4 separate regions of the Homo sapiens genome follow, and all the other regions are linked to region 3. A link is an interaction called in ENCODE POLR2A ChIA-PET data of the cell type or tissue named here. Cell type or tissue: MCF 10A. All regions are shown on one strand.

What was found. ChIA-PET counts read pairs that join two places held together with the same protein. Peaks named below come from ENCODE experiments on the same cell type or tissue, not always from the same donor. Only the 100,000 strongest peaks of a DNase experiment are listed, where the experiment ranks them.
Region 1: POLR2A ChIA-PET joins it to region 3 with 6 read pairs; 9 of 35 experiments call an interaction of 5 or more read pairs at or near these places.
Region 2: POLR2A ChIA-PET joins it to region 3 with 5 read pairs; 3 of 35 experiments call an interaction of 5 or more read pairs at or near these places.
Region 4: POLR2A ChIA-PET joins it to region 3 with 5 read pairs; 2 of 35 experiments call an interaction of 5 or more read pairs at or near these places.

Annotation. Positions count from the first base shown.
Region 1 is chr16:53,713,173-53,717,172 of GRCh38, reverse strand. All of the region lies in intron 1 of FTO (FTO alpha-ketoglutarate dependent dioxygenase), which reads right to left. Among named protein-coding and RNA genes, the nearest start is that of FTO, 11 kb to the right of the region's middle. In MCF 10A, no CTCF peak of the experiment used is centred here; no DNase peak of the experiment used is centred here.
Region 2 is chr16:53,835,440-53,839,439 of GRCh38, reverse strand. The region is part of intron 3 of FTO (FTO alpha-ketoglutarate dependent dioxygenase); the gene reads right to left. Among named protein-coding and RNA genes, the nearest start is that of FTO, 130 kb to the right of the region's middle. In MCF 10A, no CTCF peak of the experiment used is centred here; no DNase peak of the experiment used is centred here.
Region 3 is chr16:53,766,986-53,770,985 of GRCh38, reverse strand. All of the region lies in intron 1 of FTO (FTO alpha-ketoglutarate dependent dioxygenase), which reads right to left. It overlaps LOC124903691 (a long non-coding RNA gene), which reads left to right and starts at 2,259. Exons shown (of 3, transcript XR_007065070.1): 1 at 2,259-2,477. In MCF 10A, no CTCF peak of the experiment used is centred here; a DNase peak (open chromatin) is centred at 2,215.
Region 4 is chr16:53,910,782-53,914,781 of GRCh38, reverse strand. All of the region lies in intron 7 of FTO (FTO alpha-ketoglutarate dependent dioxygenase), which reads right to left. Among named protein-coding and RNA genes, the nearest start is that of FTO-IT1, 130 kb to the left of the region's middle. RefSeq lists an enhancer at 1-493. In MCF 10A, no CTCF peak of the experiment used is centred here; DNase peaks (open chromatin) are centred at 1,521, 2,431 and 2,981.

The DNA of each region.
Region 1 (4,000 bases), 54 kb after region 3:
CCCATACAATTCTCCTTTTAATTTACCCTATGAAACATTCCAAAGATTTGCAGAGATTTATGTACAAGAATGTTCACTAAAGGATAACCTATGATAGGATGGAAAAAAATCCATAAAATACTATACAATTGGAATTATATGAAAAAAATATAATATACTGGATGGTAAAAAAAAGCAGAGTAAAAAATATGCAAGTTATCTTTCTAATTTTTGTTTAAAATATATCTTATATAAATATAGATCATAAATATATTTAAAATTAGTCATACTGTATATATTATATATAAGCATAATAACAATATTCTAAGCAATACACTAATATAAAGTAACAGTATTTATCTCTGAAGAGTATGAGACTTTTTTCTGCCTCATATTTTTCCATATTTGTTAGTTTTTCTAAAATAAAAAATTATTATGTAATCAGAAAAAAAATTTCATTAAGAAATTTAAGAAATGCTTCTCTATCTCACATACCATATACTTATATATACAGTGTGGTTCTATATTTACGAAGCTGACTTTCATAAGCTACATATGAAAAATAATTTCATTAATAGTCACACGCATAATAATAATAACCTTATATAGCACTTACCCCAACAATATTCTAAATGCTTTACATATATTAAATCATTTAATCTTCACAACTATTATGATCCCCATTTTACAGATGAAGATTGAGGCTCAAGGAGAATAGGTGACTTGCCCAAGATCACTCAGCCAGTAAATAGAGCTAAAGGATTCCACGTTCTTAACCACCACAGGCTACAGTTTCTCCTCATAAACTATACTCTAAAGCAATAAGACTGATTTATACATAAATGCCAGAACATAAACAACATAAGCACTATCTCCTTTCAAGTAGCCTCCTTGGGAAACTCTATACATATCCAAAGATGTGATCATTGATCAAAACATTTTTGGAAAACTTTCCTTTGACTATCCCCCTAGGGTGGTAAACATGTCTCCAGTGAGGAAGGAAGAGATTTCTTTCAAACAGCTACGAGTCATTCAGAAACAAGTCTCAAAGTGGATGTCAGAATTCTGCTTTTGATAACACAGCAAAAAAAACCAATGAGGCTGATTTTACTATTGCGCCCATGCTCCCAAGAAGTACACATTCACAGTAGACTAGTATTTACTATACTGCATTATTATAATTATTTGTTTACATGCCTGTCTTCCTCCTAAACTGAGGTCCTCAATAGCAAAGATTATATCTTACACTTCCTCAAGTCTCCAGCCTGTAATCCAAGTCCTGGTACACAAAGGGTACACTAATTAAGTATTTCTGAATGAACTCTACAGAGAATGTCACACAAATGCTTTCAGCTATAACAACATATTAGAATAAATATACTGCCAAGAGGGCACCTGAGTCTATATACAAATAAACATATAAGGTATGTGGAAAGAGATTATAATGAAAAAAATGGGAATTTTACAAAGTTCCCAAAATTCCAAATATTCAGGAAGATAGAAATCAGTTTTTAATGGGTCTTCTCATAATAATGTTTAGCTGTAGTCATTTCTCACAAGACATAAGAGGCGGAGCGGATATGCCTCATTGTCTGAAAAGCAATCTACTGAACCAAGGATGCAGAAATAAACATAAACTTTCTCAGACAACGATGCAAAAACACATCTGCTCCACAGAAGACACCAAGATGCATCCTGCCTATGGGTTCAATCGACAAACCACAACCTGGTGCCTGAAGTATAAATCAAAGAACCTTACATCCCTGGTACTTATTGACATTTGCTACCTGCAAATTTCTAATATGTGCAAGATGGGCCTATTTTTATTTACAGCACAAACCGCAGACTGAATGTAAAACAAGATGCTTAATAAATCCAGAGGAACATAAAACACCAGCATAACTCAGCAAGACAGACACTCACTCCTTAATTAAGTGGGTGATGTTCTGTTTAAAACAAAAAGACAACCCTGGGCTATAGCTAAGATTAAGCACTCAGTGTTGCAAGGGAAAAGCCAACCATTTTCAGGGCAAAGCCTTTAAATCATGAAAAATAAAGCATCTAATAGTCCGTATTCAATAGTAAGTAGACAGTCAGGACACAGACTGATTTGGATTAACACATTTTCAGTTATAAAAAGTAATTTTACAGAGGATTAGTATCTTGATGGTCTGATCAATATGAGGCACCGCTGCTATTACATATGAAGAGAAAATTGCCCCTCTGGTAATAAAGTGTGCGTGTCTTCGTTCTCCTTCATTTGCTGAGTCCATTACTGTAATGGTTCCAGCATTAACAGCTGGGGCAATTTAAGCAGCAGGGGTCTGATGATTTTAAAAGCTGGGAACACTGGCTACTCATCCTTTCCTCCCTTGCAGTCTGCATATGCAACTCCTCTGCCTGGCTGTGGTTCCAACACAAGGATCGTGTTTTATGAGAACAATGACTACTATTTCCCAATTATTGTCTCATTAATAGTGTTACCAGCCAATAATGTAACTAAAACAAAAATGGCTCGCAGCATATTGGCTGCTGATTTGGTGAAAAATTGCACACTATTTACCTAAATAACAAGATTGACATGACAACAGGCTAGAGTCCACATAAACTGTAATGTTTGCATTCATTTGCCCGGTGCTATTCTCATATTCTTAAGCCCAAAAAATGCTGTTGTGCTGACAGACAAAAAAAAAATTTCATCAGCAGAATTTTCCATCTTTGTTTTCAAAAAATGGCAAACTGGAAAATAGTGAGATAATGGACGGCTGTACATAGAAATAGAAAATCCATATTAATGCAGCCTTGAGACTTTAATCATGCCCAATTCAGCAGAGTGAGTTAAGGTTGCAACATCAGCCCATTTTATATTATTACTGGAGAAATGCTGGCCCTTGAGGCTCAGCCTTGAATGATCCAATCACTAAATGAAGGTGCCAAAGGGCAGACTTAGGGCTAATGCAGAAATCAGAGCTCTGAATTTTCTGATCACAAACAATTATGAAAACACTCATGCTCTGGCAACAAATCTCCTCCTCAGAGCAGCTGCAACATAATTTGGTCCTTCAAACTGAATTTTCTACTTGGTTTCTACCAGTTGTAAAGGTCTTAACTGCCCTTTATCCATATGGCAGTTTTTTAACATAAGGGGAGGCATGGTTATCTTGTAAGCAGGTCATTTCCAAAACTACAGAGTAAATAAATGATCAGCATAGCAACAGGACAGATGCTTATAGCAAAAACAAAAATGTACGTCTAATAGTCAAACTCATAGAATCAGAGAGTAGAAAGATGATGACCAGGGCTGGGAGGATGGGAAAGAGCTAATCAAGCGGCATAAAGTTTCAATTATACAAGATGAATCAGTGCCAGAGATCTGCTATACAACATTGTACCTACAGTTTACAATACTTTATTGTACACTTAAAAATGTGGTAAGAGAGTAGATCTTATGTTGTGTTCTTACCATAATAAAATACATTTTTTTAAATGCAAACCATGGCACCAATTCAAGGTTTAACTTTCAAACATGTGATGGCTTAACAAAGAGCATGCCAAGGACAAACGTTTGGAAACAAGCCCCTACCAACACAAATCTTCATCTCTTGAACCTGTTCTAATCCAACCCAAGGAATCCTAAGAATCCTCCCAGTTTACATTGTGAAATCAACCAGTGAGACAATTTTATAAAATATTACAAAACCAGTTTATAATAGAAGAGTAAATGAATGTGCTTAGCAGAACTCTAAATTCACCTTCTCTAAGGTGTGTTTTTCATTAAGGTTCCAAAAGTACCACCTTAACAAAAGTTCCTCTCCTCTAGAAGTTAGAAAGTCACACTTTAAATATAACTTTAGCAAGAAAACTGCCATAATAAACTAACAACAACAAAATACTCTAAATCTGAAAGGTAAACTGGCATTTTAAAATTGGAAGAGAACACTTGAAAACAAGTGTTGACAGTTGCTAAAGTATGTGTTGAACAGAAGAGTCTTGTTTCTCAAAATTAATGCCCACACCTATG
Region 2 (4,000 bases), 68 kb before region 3:
GATAAACTTTTTATTGTTAAATATAGTGTTCTTACTTCTCAGTGAAATCAACTTGTAATTACCTATAGCAACTGTAACTGATTACTCTTGCCCCATGTTATTTTGGCAACAAGCAGAGGCAACAGGTTCTTACTTGCCTTTAAGCCTCAATAAAATTGAAAAGATTTTAAGTACCTCAGTGTGTTTGGTGCACTCCCAGCTCCCAGCTCCCACTAACCAAACTGTTAAATAAGTAGAAGATGTGACAACATACAAAAGACTGTTAAGTTTAAAAGTCAAGTTTAAATTGTCCAAAACTTCCCCCCAAAATTAACCCATTCAATGTTTTATGCCAGCTAGTTTTTGAGAAAAAATTCTATTTAATAAAGCACAAAATACTTTGTTTACATTTCTAATTATAACCACGGCTCTACAGGAAACAAAGACAGAAGCCAGAGTATGACAGTAGAGATTACAGTGATACTCAAATAAAATATATCACAAAAAATTTTGTACCATATTTAATAACATACATAATAGTGTATGTCAAGAACTTCCCTCACAGGTTCAGTACATATTCATCATCACCATACATTTAAATAGCCCTCTTTCTTTCTTTTTGAGACTAGAGTCTCGCTCTGTTGCCCAGGCTGGAGTGCAGTGTCGTGATCTTGGCTCACTGCAACCTCCACCTCCCAGGTCCAAGTGATTCTCCTGTCTCAGCCTCCTGAGTGGTGGGGATTACAGGCATGTGCCACCACACGTGGCTAATTTTTTGTTAAAAACAGCCCTATTTCTTATTCTCTACTTTCTATTTCCTTAGCCAAGAGCTAAGATACAAAAGATTCTCAGCTTGGTGTGGTGGTTCACACTTGTAATCCCAGCACTTTGGGAGGCTGAGGCAGGCAGACCACTTGAAGTCAGGAGTTCAAGACCAGCCTGGCCAACATGGTGAAATCCCGTCTCTACTAAAAATACAAAAATTAGCCGGGTGTGGTGGCACATGCCTGTAATCCCAGCTACTCAGAAGGCTGAGGCAGGAGAATCACTTGAACCTGGGAGGCAGAGGTTGCAGTAAGCCAAGATAGTGCCACTGCACTCTAGCCTGGGTGACAGAGCAAGACTCCATCTCAAAAAAGAAGATTCCCACCCTTGTGATTACTTCCTCTGTTTCCTTAACTCCACACCTGGAGGAGCTTTAAAAGGCTGGTCCCTTGCTATCCATGTCACAGATCTTGAGGCAGGAGAAACTCACAAGTTGTAGATGGCCAGCTGGTACCATGGAGTCTAATGATGCCTCATCTGTCCAGTGCTGATCTTCGACATTCCCATGTCTGGGATGGGAAATCCATTTTGTAGAACGAAAGGAGACAGAAGGCAAAAGGGGAAAGTGTGACATAGGGAAGGCACATTCTAGGAGGGAAATGGCATGGTGTGTGTATAAGAGCACAATCAATTCCCAGCTGCAATAGTGTCACATGAATGGCATGGACTTGCAAGAGAAGAGCCTGGAGAGGTGGGTGGAGACCAGGACATGGGTTTATGAACCATAGGAAAGAATCTAGAACTTACACTGAGACTACTGACAGACACTAAAGCCTTTTTCACCAGTCAGATCTGTTTTCAGAATGATCTCTCTAGAAGGTACCAGCTTCTTCGTGCATAATTACTACACTTTTTCTAGACACGTTCCCAGCGTAGCAACAAATGGGTACTGTATAAGCCAGAGAGCATTTAGGAAACACAGCTGATGGACTACATCACTAGGAAAGAAAGATTAGCCAAGGAGAAGCCTCCCTGCCAGAGTTCTAGAGTTTAGAAATGCTTTCCTTGACGGGTTGCAAGAAAAGCTTGCTGCTGACACAGCACATACTCCTTCTCAGCCACGGAGCAATGAATGGTCTGAAAAAATGGAGAATTTAGAAAAGTCTGAAGGGGTGAGAAAAAAAAACAAACTAATCATTCCCAGCTCAGAATCTATAACAAGAAGCCGCTCTCAGATGCCTCGAAACAAGCAATTCAAGACAAACATAGTCCCTTGACACAGATAAATTGTAAAATTAATTATAAGTTTTCTAGGATTTCAGGTGAAATATTGAAAACTCTTTACAGAAAAATCTAAAGCCCTTCAACATCATGTCTGGCTCTGTCAGCTTTCAGATTAAGCATTTGGGGAAAAAATTTAAGATAAAAATATTTACATTACAGAGGAGAACCTCATTACATCATGTTTCACGGACTTGGGAGAAAAATTGAAAGTATGAAAAGGAGAGAAAAACTGCTATGCGGGCCATTAGCTAAAGCTTCAAAATCACTATATTATCTGAAGTAAAATATGAAATCAGGTAAGGAAGCAGAGATACTTCTCAAACAATATTCTCCAAACCAGAGCTTCTAACAGTAGAGGTTTCAATTCCTTGGGTAACCTCAGGAAGGTATAAAGAGAGTTGTGGAGACTCACAGGAAACCCTTACGTTGTAAATAACACAGAAACCAGAACCGAACTGGGTTAATCAAAAGAGGGTCATTATTTGTTCATCTAGCTTCAGGTAAAGCTTGATCCAGAGTTCAAAGTACACACCCAATACCCAGTTTCTCTCCTCCCCAAAGCTCAGGAAAAAGAAAGAGAGAGTGGCCACAAAAGCTGGGGGCAGTCATTTGGGGGCCATGAGCTTTAGAATGGCCAAAAGAGGAAGGGGAAGAAATTTGAAACTGATCACATCATTACTGTTGGAACAAGGTCCACTTGAAGCCAGTGAGACGCCAGTTCTTAGGATGAAGTGAGAGAATTCCTTACCTTTTTAAATTAAGCCTCTTTGGGTCTGGAATTATTATTTGCTATCAAAAGAATCCTATTACTAAACAGAGACTGCAGTTGCAGAAATCAAAGAGTTACTGAACAGTGGCCACAATGTAACTGAATAGTACAAGCTCCTCAAGAACAACAAATACTTAACAGATTTGGGGCAAAAAATACTCATTTGCCACTATATACGGATACAAAGAAGGATGAAGACACAAATTACTTCTTTTAGGAGCTTACAAGTTTACAAGTCTAATTCAAACACACATAAAACTATTTATGGCCTTAGAAGTCAGGAGAGTGTTTACTGTTGTGGGGAAGCAGACACTGGAAGGGAGCACTTCTAGGACGCTGATATGTTTCATTTCTTGACCAGGGTGCTAGGTACACAGATATGTTTACAGCAATTCTTCAAGCTGTATGTTTATGATATATGTCATATTTCAATACTGAAAATTCAACAGACAGGCCAGGCGCAGTGGCTCATGCCTGTAATCTCAGCACTTTGGGAAGCTGAGGCGGGCAGATCACCTGAAGTCAGGAATTCGAGACCAGCCTGGCCAATATGGTGAAACCTTGTCTCTACTAAAAATACAAAAATTTGCTGGGCATGGTGGCCCGCGCCTGTAATCCCAGCTACTCAGGAGGCTGTGGCAGAAGAATCACTTGAACCTGGGAGGCAGAGGTTGCAGTGAACTGAGATTGTGCCATTGCACACCAGCCTGGGTGACAAGAGCAAAACTCCATCTCAAAAAAAAAAAAAAAATCAATAGACAGGTTGGAAGTTAATAAAATCTCCCAGATATTAGACTAAAAAACAAACATAAAGATTGAAAATAAGGGAATAAACAAGAAAACTAGAGGAAGAGTCCAGAAGGTTAACTAAATCATATGGATTCCAAAGAGATGAGAAAACTGGAGAGGAAGAAATAACTAACAAAGCAATTCAAGAAAATGTCCAACAACTGAAGGGCATGATTGAAAGCCCTACACAATGACAGTAAAATGAGTGAAAAATATCACTGTGAAATTGTAAAACATTCAAAAAAAGATCCAACAAAAAAAGCGACATAAAAGCTGAAGAAAAATTCAGAACTCTTAAAATGAACACTGTAAGATAAAAGACAGTAATGCAATGTCACTACGATTCTGAAAAAAAATATTATTTCCTAACAAGGTTTTCATACTGGAAGAACCTACATATACCAAGGTGGAATA
Region 3 (4,000 bases):
CAACAGCAAAGTGTGTAAGAGAGCAAAAAATAGAAGAACAAAAATCCATCACGATAAGTGGTTTTTCAAACAACGTCTCGCAAACACCCATTCAGAAGTGCCTTGAGTTAGGAGAATAGAAGAATTTAAGAAATCTATCATCCAAGAAGCCAAGAATGACTCAGAAGGCAGACCAAAGCCTCGCCTTCAAACATGATAACTGAAAAAATAGGGCACTTTTCTTCTCTGGCACTGGCATCCACCAGACCAAGCACCTGGGTTATTCAATGCAGTATCATTCATGTTCTTGGATATCACAGCAGTAAATATTTTATTAGAAAATAAAAGGAGAAAAGAAAAGGGAATCTAAAGGGGAAATTTTCTGAGCTTGAAATGCAAAATGTGTTTAGTTACCTTCAACATACACCTTTTCAAAGCAATTGAAATGTGTCTGCATACAATAGGAATGTTAAGACCTCTGTAGGCCATGATCCTGCTACTTTTGAAGGCCTCACTCAACATCAAAATAAACATATTAAATTGTATTCATATTTCACATTAAAAGGTTTCTCTGCAATGCAAAATAATTTGAGAAGATTTTTCGTTTGAATTTATTTGGCCTTGAGAAACTCATTTATGACTAATTATAATTTCTCAGCAATCACTGGATAGTACTTGGGAATTCTTGGAAATTCCAAATTCCAACTTACAAAATCTTTTCAAATATAGTAGAGAAGGCAGGGAAAGAAGCAAGGAGGTTCGTTAGGAAGAAATTACATTTTTTTCCATACAAACTGTAACAACTTTGGAAGCTGATATAAGGCTCCATTTTATAAGCATTTAGTTAAACATTTATTCATTTCAATTCTGCAATTTTATGTCTGGAGTTTGGAGTCAATACATTTTTTTCAAGTCTCATACATTTTTAGAGACCCCTGAAAAACTCTGTGGCTGAGATGAGTGGCAGCTGTTTTCCTCCTCTTCCTGCTGAGTTCTGGCCAATGGAATGTGAACAGAAGTGATGAGTGCCACTTCCAGGTCTGGCCCATAAAAAACCCCTAAACACATTTCTGCAGCTCTTTTCCCCTTCTTGCTGGCTGGAATAGAGATAACCTAAGGTGACCTTAGAAACCTTGTGTGGAAGATGGCAGAGCCTCCTTCAGCTTAGATCCCTAAATGAATACAGAGAGGAAAATGTCCTACCACCCTGTTTACCTACTCATTACTGTTACATAAACAAGAAATGCATTTTATTATGTTTAAGCCATTATAGACTATTTTGATATGATTTTTGCAGCAAAAATCATATCAAGTTAGGGTACGTTGCAGCAATAACCTACCCTAACTAATGTAAACCCACAGGGCTAGACACAATGCCTGTAGTGTCTCATAGATAAATGGCCCTGATTAATAATTTAGACTTTCATCTCTTTTATTTATGCAATTACTAAACCCTAATAAAAATGATATCTAACACTTGTATCGCAGTTGCTATATACTAAGTTCTGCTCTAAATATTTTACATGAATTAACTTATTTGATCTTCATAACAATGCTCAGTGGTGGTTACCATAATTATCCCCACTTGACAGATTATGAAACTGAGGTACAGAGAAATTAAGTACCCCGCCCAAAGTTAAACAATGAGTAAGTGACAGAGCTAGTACTCAAGCCCAAGTAATATGGTTCTGGCAGCCATGCTTTCAATCAGTATGCTATAAATGCGGAGAATCAAGGTGAAAACATGAACTCCAAGGTAGCTCCATTTTCATCTCCCCTCTCACCCAGAAGAAGGAAAGATAAATGGACATAATCGAATATGCAATACCACATCCCCATGTTTGTCATAGATACATTTATTGTTAACCTTAAAGAGAACTTCAGCTAACTCAAGACAGTTCTGATTTACTCTGAATCCTGACTTTCAAAAGGCGCCCACCACATATGTGGGTAGATGAGTCCAAAAGTCAATGTAATTATATACTCGCTTTCATGAAAATGCAAATGTCTCTGGAAGGCAGCTAATAAGTAAATCTGTACTTTTCCAAAGAAGCAAGGATTAACTTCATTGTGGGTTAAATTAGCTGAACATCAGAAAAGGACATCCAAAATAAACAGTCATGTACTGGTGGTAGCCAGGGGTGATGTGACCAAACGCACACTTGAGGAGGAATTCCAAGGGTGGTTGTGAACATTTTTCTGATTCAAAGTAAACAAAAAAACAAGGCAAGTTTTGACATGGACAAGACACTTGAGATCATAAAAAAGCAGCAGCCTCACCAAGCAGGCCACAAATCTAGATTAAATGCATATTTCAGATGACTCATAAACCACCCCCAAAATGACTCTGTGCTCATAAGCTAAACAGAGGCCATTTCTCCACTTACAAAGCTGCCTATCCATCCCACCAAGGTCCTGCTACACGGAGTTGCCCCTTTGTGCATCAAAAGGGAAATTTAAAAGAAGCATTAGATCCCCCGGCATCATCTTCTACTCGGGTAAGAAATATCTATTCCATCCCCTACCTCAAAAAAAGCCACAACCCCACCCCTTAGTTTTGTCTCCCTGGAGGCCGAATTGACCAGCAGTCATGTTTCCGAATCAAATGATATTTACACATTCTGTGCCAGGCACTGTACTAGGAATGTTAACATTTATTATCTCTTTTAACTGCAAAGGATTTAAAACCTGAGCTCTATCTGGCAGCTAACCAAAAAGACAGGCAGATGTGCAAATGGTCAAAATTCATATGGCTCCTTTTGAGTGTAACCATATGAAGGATCAAAGGATGTCAGGTACCTAGACCATTTTAGAAAAGACATAAAACAAGCTGTGCTATGGCAAATGTGGAAGGAAATCCCAAATGTTTGGAGACATCAATCAGTCACTAAGCATCTACTTAAATATCATACTTGTGCCCAGGCCTGTGCTAGGTAATGTAAAAGGAGTTTGCAGTTAACAACAGGCTAAAGCAGCTAACAGTAGTTAACATAAATTGAGCATCTACTATGTGTCAGGCATTATATTATGCACCTTAGCCTATATTAACTCACTGAATCCTCACATCAACCCCATGAACAATCCAGCCAGAATTAGACATGGGAGAAAAATATATTAATCTTATTACAATAGAAAGTCAAAATGTTTTATATGAAACAGTTATTTTTAGATGATTTCTGGGAACTCTTTCTATACTTCAGGCCGGTGAATAATATATTCCTTGATTGTTATTAAATTTGACTGAAGATATCTTCAGAATCTGATCTATAAATGATATAAAACCTGACCTGCAAGTTGAATGCATCATATCACAATAATCACAAGAAATTTACTCTCTTTGATATAACATTAAAATTGAAGAGTCCCATGGGCTTAATAATGACACCTTGAAAAGAGGTACCTTCCCCTGTTTAAAAAAAAAATTCATAAAGCCAGGCTCCAAAGTAAAAAAGTAAAAATAAAAAAGTCAGATTATAGTATTTTATTTATTTTTTATTTTTTTTATTATACTTTAAGTTTTAGGGTACATGTGCACAACGTGCAGGTTAGTTACATATGTATACATGTGCCATGCTGGTGTGCTGCACCCATTAACTCGTCATTTAACATTAGATTATAGTATTTTAATAGGAAATTTCACAGCAGAAAATTCATGAAATCTACTGCTACTAATAAGAAAATAATTCTAAACAGTGTCAAAATTAGTCTTCACATTTACTAAGAACAAAAACATTAGGTTCCCATCTTTAAGGTCAGATTAAGGTGATGGGTTGGATTGAGCCATCCATCAGGTTAAATAAATGCTTCTGGACAGTGCGTAGACTAAACAGGGCTAAGGATTCCTAAGAAAAACACCACTTATAACAGTGGAGGTCAGCACAGAGGCCTGGCCCAGTGGGGAGATGCCCTGTAGCTGCAGGTCTGGGAGACTACCCTACAAATTCTCATCAGACACTTAATCAATATCATGCCTTAGGACCTGAACTGCTACTATAAAATCAATATTACCTTTATTTTAAGT
Region 4 (4,000 bases), 140 kb before region 3:
CAGCTGTTCAAGTTTCAGCTCTGTCTGACCTCTAAGGATGCTACATGTTTAACGGAGACAATTTAAGATATTTTAGTGAGTCCCTTAAGCATTCGCCATGGCCGTCCTTCCACACGGGAATACCTATCCTTAAACACAAAGCGCTTTTCCAGTAATGAGATTTTACGCTGTGGGGTTTACCCTTAAAGCCATTTTGCCTTCCCAATCTGTCCTCCTCTTGCTATCTGACCACCCTGAGAAGTTGCCACAGACCAGATCTTATAGGGACTTGACAGGAGGCAGGAATGTTTGACTTTAGAGAGTACAATTCTTTAAAAATAGTTTGTATTTTTAAAGCAAAATCTTGTAACTTACTTTCCAAAAAAAGACGTTACTGAAGAAAAGTTTCTATTCTGTTAAACAATTATTTATCTGCAAAAAAAAAATTATTTCAACAAAAATGCAGTCATTTATTTCCAATGTGTGAAAGAGAAAGCACTGAGAACTCCGAAACAGAATTTGAAACAGGACAAAAAAAAAAAGAAAAAAGAAAGAAAGAAGAAGTATTTCTTCTAAGACATCACAGGAGATGGTTTTAAAAGAAACAGAAATGCTAAAGTCCAAGCTGAGGCAAACCACTGTCTTCCTGTCTTTTGATCTTCTTCGAGTCAGCAAAAGGCTCTGAAACTCTTCCACAAATAAGAGAGTCCCTGGGAAGTGATCGTGAGAAGACGCTGTCCTCCACTGGGGCAGGACAATGCGAGAAGGCCGAGGGACTGTGGCCAGGGCCTATGACCAGCTTTTTTTTTTTTTTTTCTTTTTTTGAGACAGAGCCTCACTCTGCCGCCCAAGCCGGAGTGCAGTGGTGTGGTCTCGGCTCACAGCAGCCTCCGCCCCCAGGGTTCCAGCAATTCTCCTGCCTCAGCCTCCTGGGTAGCTGGGATTACAGGCATGCGCCACCACACCCAGCTAATTTTTGTATTTTTAGTAGAGATAGGGTTTCACCATGTTGGCCAAGCTGGTCTTGAACTCCTGACCTCAGGTGATCCACCCACCTCAGACTCCCAAAGTGCTAGGATTACAGGCATGAGCCACTGCGCCAGGTCTACGAGTGGCTTTAAATGAACAAACCATGGCCGCCTACCCCAGACTTGAGGTGATACTTCCTACTTCTCAGGAAGAAAGGAAGTCATAGCGAGGTGAAACAAAGGCAAGAGACAGGCCAAATCTCATAAAGAGCAAGGCACAGGGAAAGTTTTGCTTGTCAAATACACTTTAATCTCTAAAGTCACTGGGCTTTGATGTTGCCCCCAACAGAAAACCTACATGGTTTGCAAGATTTACAGCATTTCTAGTGGGAACAGTTTCATGCTCCAGGGTTTTTCCTTCAGAGATTAAGGTTTATTTTATCCCTGATGTTCAATGTGTCTGACTGTAAGAGCCTCATCAGAGACAAGGACATTCTCCTGCCCTCTGACTCATCAAATACACCAAACTTTTATTCATCAAATCAAATTCGCTTTTCAGGGAACAAAGCTGCTGGAGATGATCCAAACTGTGGGGTAATCACCGTCATTCTGACAAGACAGAAGTGTTTCTTTTGCATAGAGTCAGCTCCTAAGGGAGATGATAAAAACTGGCTAAAAATGGCTACACTAATCTCTATATTATAAAAGACCACACAATTCATTGCTTAAGTTGAAATGAGGCAAAGCAAAATAGAAGGGGGAAGAAAGAAACAAATTACCACCACTGCCCATACATCAAAGAAAATCTACCACAAAACCCCCAGCTCTCAGATAATTATAAGTCACACAGAACAGAAGCAGTTTACAAAGGCCACTTGAGGCACAGTTCACTGGAAGGAACTCTTCGTATTTCCACTAACACTTCTTTCTTGAACAAGCTGCATCTTCTTCTGACCTCAAGGTGAGGCCTGACTTGTAAGGATAATATATACTAGGCTAAGAAGCTGGTAGTAAATTTCAACTGGATGGCGTATCAGACTTAATTAATCCCAGCACTACCCAGGAAAATGGTAGGTGGAATCGCAGAACAAATGTGCCTGGATGTTGAGAGATCTACTTCTCATCTAAGCATCATGGCCAGCAGAAATGAACCGGTGAACAAGTCATGTCCTGGTTCTCAAAATCCCCATTAAGAAGAGGCTCCAACCTCAACATTCCCCATGCAATCTGTTGATGATGATTCTACGGCGAGTGGGAACCATTTGCTTTTATCAAAACAAAAGGCAAAACAAGAAAGAATTTCCCCACACTCCTCTCTAAATACACAAGCTTAATAGAAAAGAAGTCTATTCACTTCTAGGAATGGAAAACATAAACAAACCCCTTTGGTGTAGTATTCATAATGATGCTAATGGAAGACACTCCTTTTTCACTGACGCATGTCAGTGCATCTCTGAAGTTAACACATAAAACCACAAAACACGCCAGGGAGGGGAAGAGGCTCATCTGATACCAGCAAGTGATTAGCAGAGGCTAAAGTGTTACCCAGGTATCTGGACTTCTGACTCACAACCCTCCTAGAGATTACTCCTGGAGGTTGCCTTAGGACACAGGTAACTGTAAGTGAGGTTTTACTCTAAATTGAACAATTTGATCCTTCTCCTAGTACCCCCAGCTATACTGTAATAATGCCCAACCATTTTCCTCTGTTTTTCCACAACAGACACACACTTGTGAAATAAGGAAGGTATGTTTGTCCCTTTGGGGGACAGTTTCTTCCATGCAATTTGCAACAAAATGCACCTTGGATTTTAAAAGAGCTATCCTGTAGTTACGATATTGATTTTTCATTTTGCTCCACAAATACTACCACAACTTTATAACTGATATACAGCATTAACAGTTTCCTTGGCCTTAGAGACCAAATTAATCACAAAATCAACAATCTGTTTTTATGCCACAGAGTTCAATTTTCGTTTTCAACATAAATTGCAAAACCACGGCCAGAGCCCAGTGCAATTTTAGAGATGCATTGCTAAATTGCCTCCCATTTGTGATTTAATACAACAAAGGTTTTGCAAATTAAAATGTTTAAGGCTTTAGGTTAGCCTGTATTTAGTCAGCTACCAGGCAACTGAATGTTTACAGGCTGATTTCTGGAGAACAGAGTAAAGCTAGCTGGGATACCACATGTCTGGCTACAGTGCACTTCCTCTCAGGAACCTCCAGGTTGACCTGTAAACATCAGTGCCACACAGAATGGTTTCTGAGAAATGTCTCCTCAGATCAGATGACACAAATGCATCTATAGATTCACCTATCTTCCCCCACCTTGTCCTCCTGTCCTTACCATTCTACTGAAATTCTTCCCATGATGAATGCAACGGTATGGCCACTTCTTAACTTCCCTGCAGGGTTCGACACTATTACATTCGCTGACTTTCCTCCACTCCATTCTACCACCTACTCCTGGTCCTCTTCTCACCTCTCTCGCTGCTATCTCTGGCTGTTCCACTGACTGTTCTGCGCCTGTCCTTCAGACTAGGTCACCCTACTTTGTTCTCCTTTACTCTTGAAACTACATTCTCTCTTACTCACTCCAATCGCTCAGCCACTGTCTCTGTGGAGATGCCTGCCATGTGCTAAGTGCTTTCAAGCCTGAGTTAACATATGAGAGAACACTGCCTGGCACATGATAGGCATGAAAGGAATGCCTACTGCAGACATAAATCAAACTCCCAAATCTACGCTTGGCTCTGACGTCTCTACCAAGTTCCAAACTGGTATTTTCAGCTCTTCTGAGATGTTCGGTATACCGGCTGCTCAAACTCATTTGCCCCTAAACTTCCTTCTTGGGTGTAGCTCAGTAAATGGTATCACCATCCATCTAATAACTAAGACTAGAAGAAATCTTGTAAAATTGCCTGTGACTTCATCATCTCTCAGCTCTGTCATCCAGACTGATGGTGAATTCTATGTACCTATCTAAAAACAAAACAGGCTGGGTGCAGTGGCTCACACCTGTAATCCCAGCACTTTGGGACGTCGAGGCA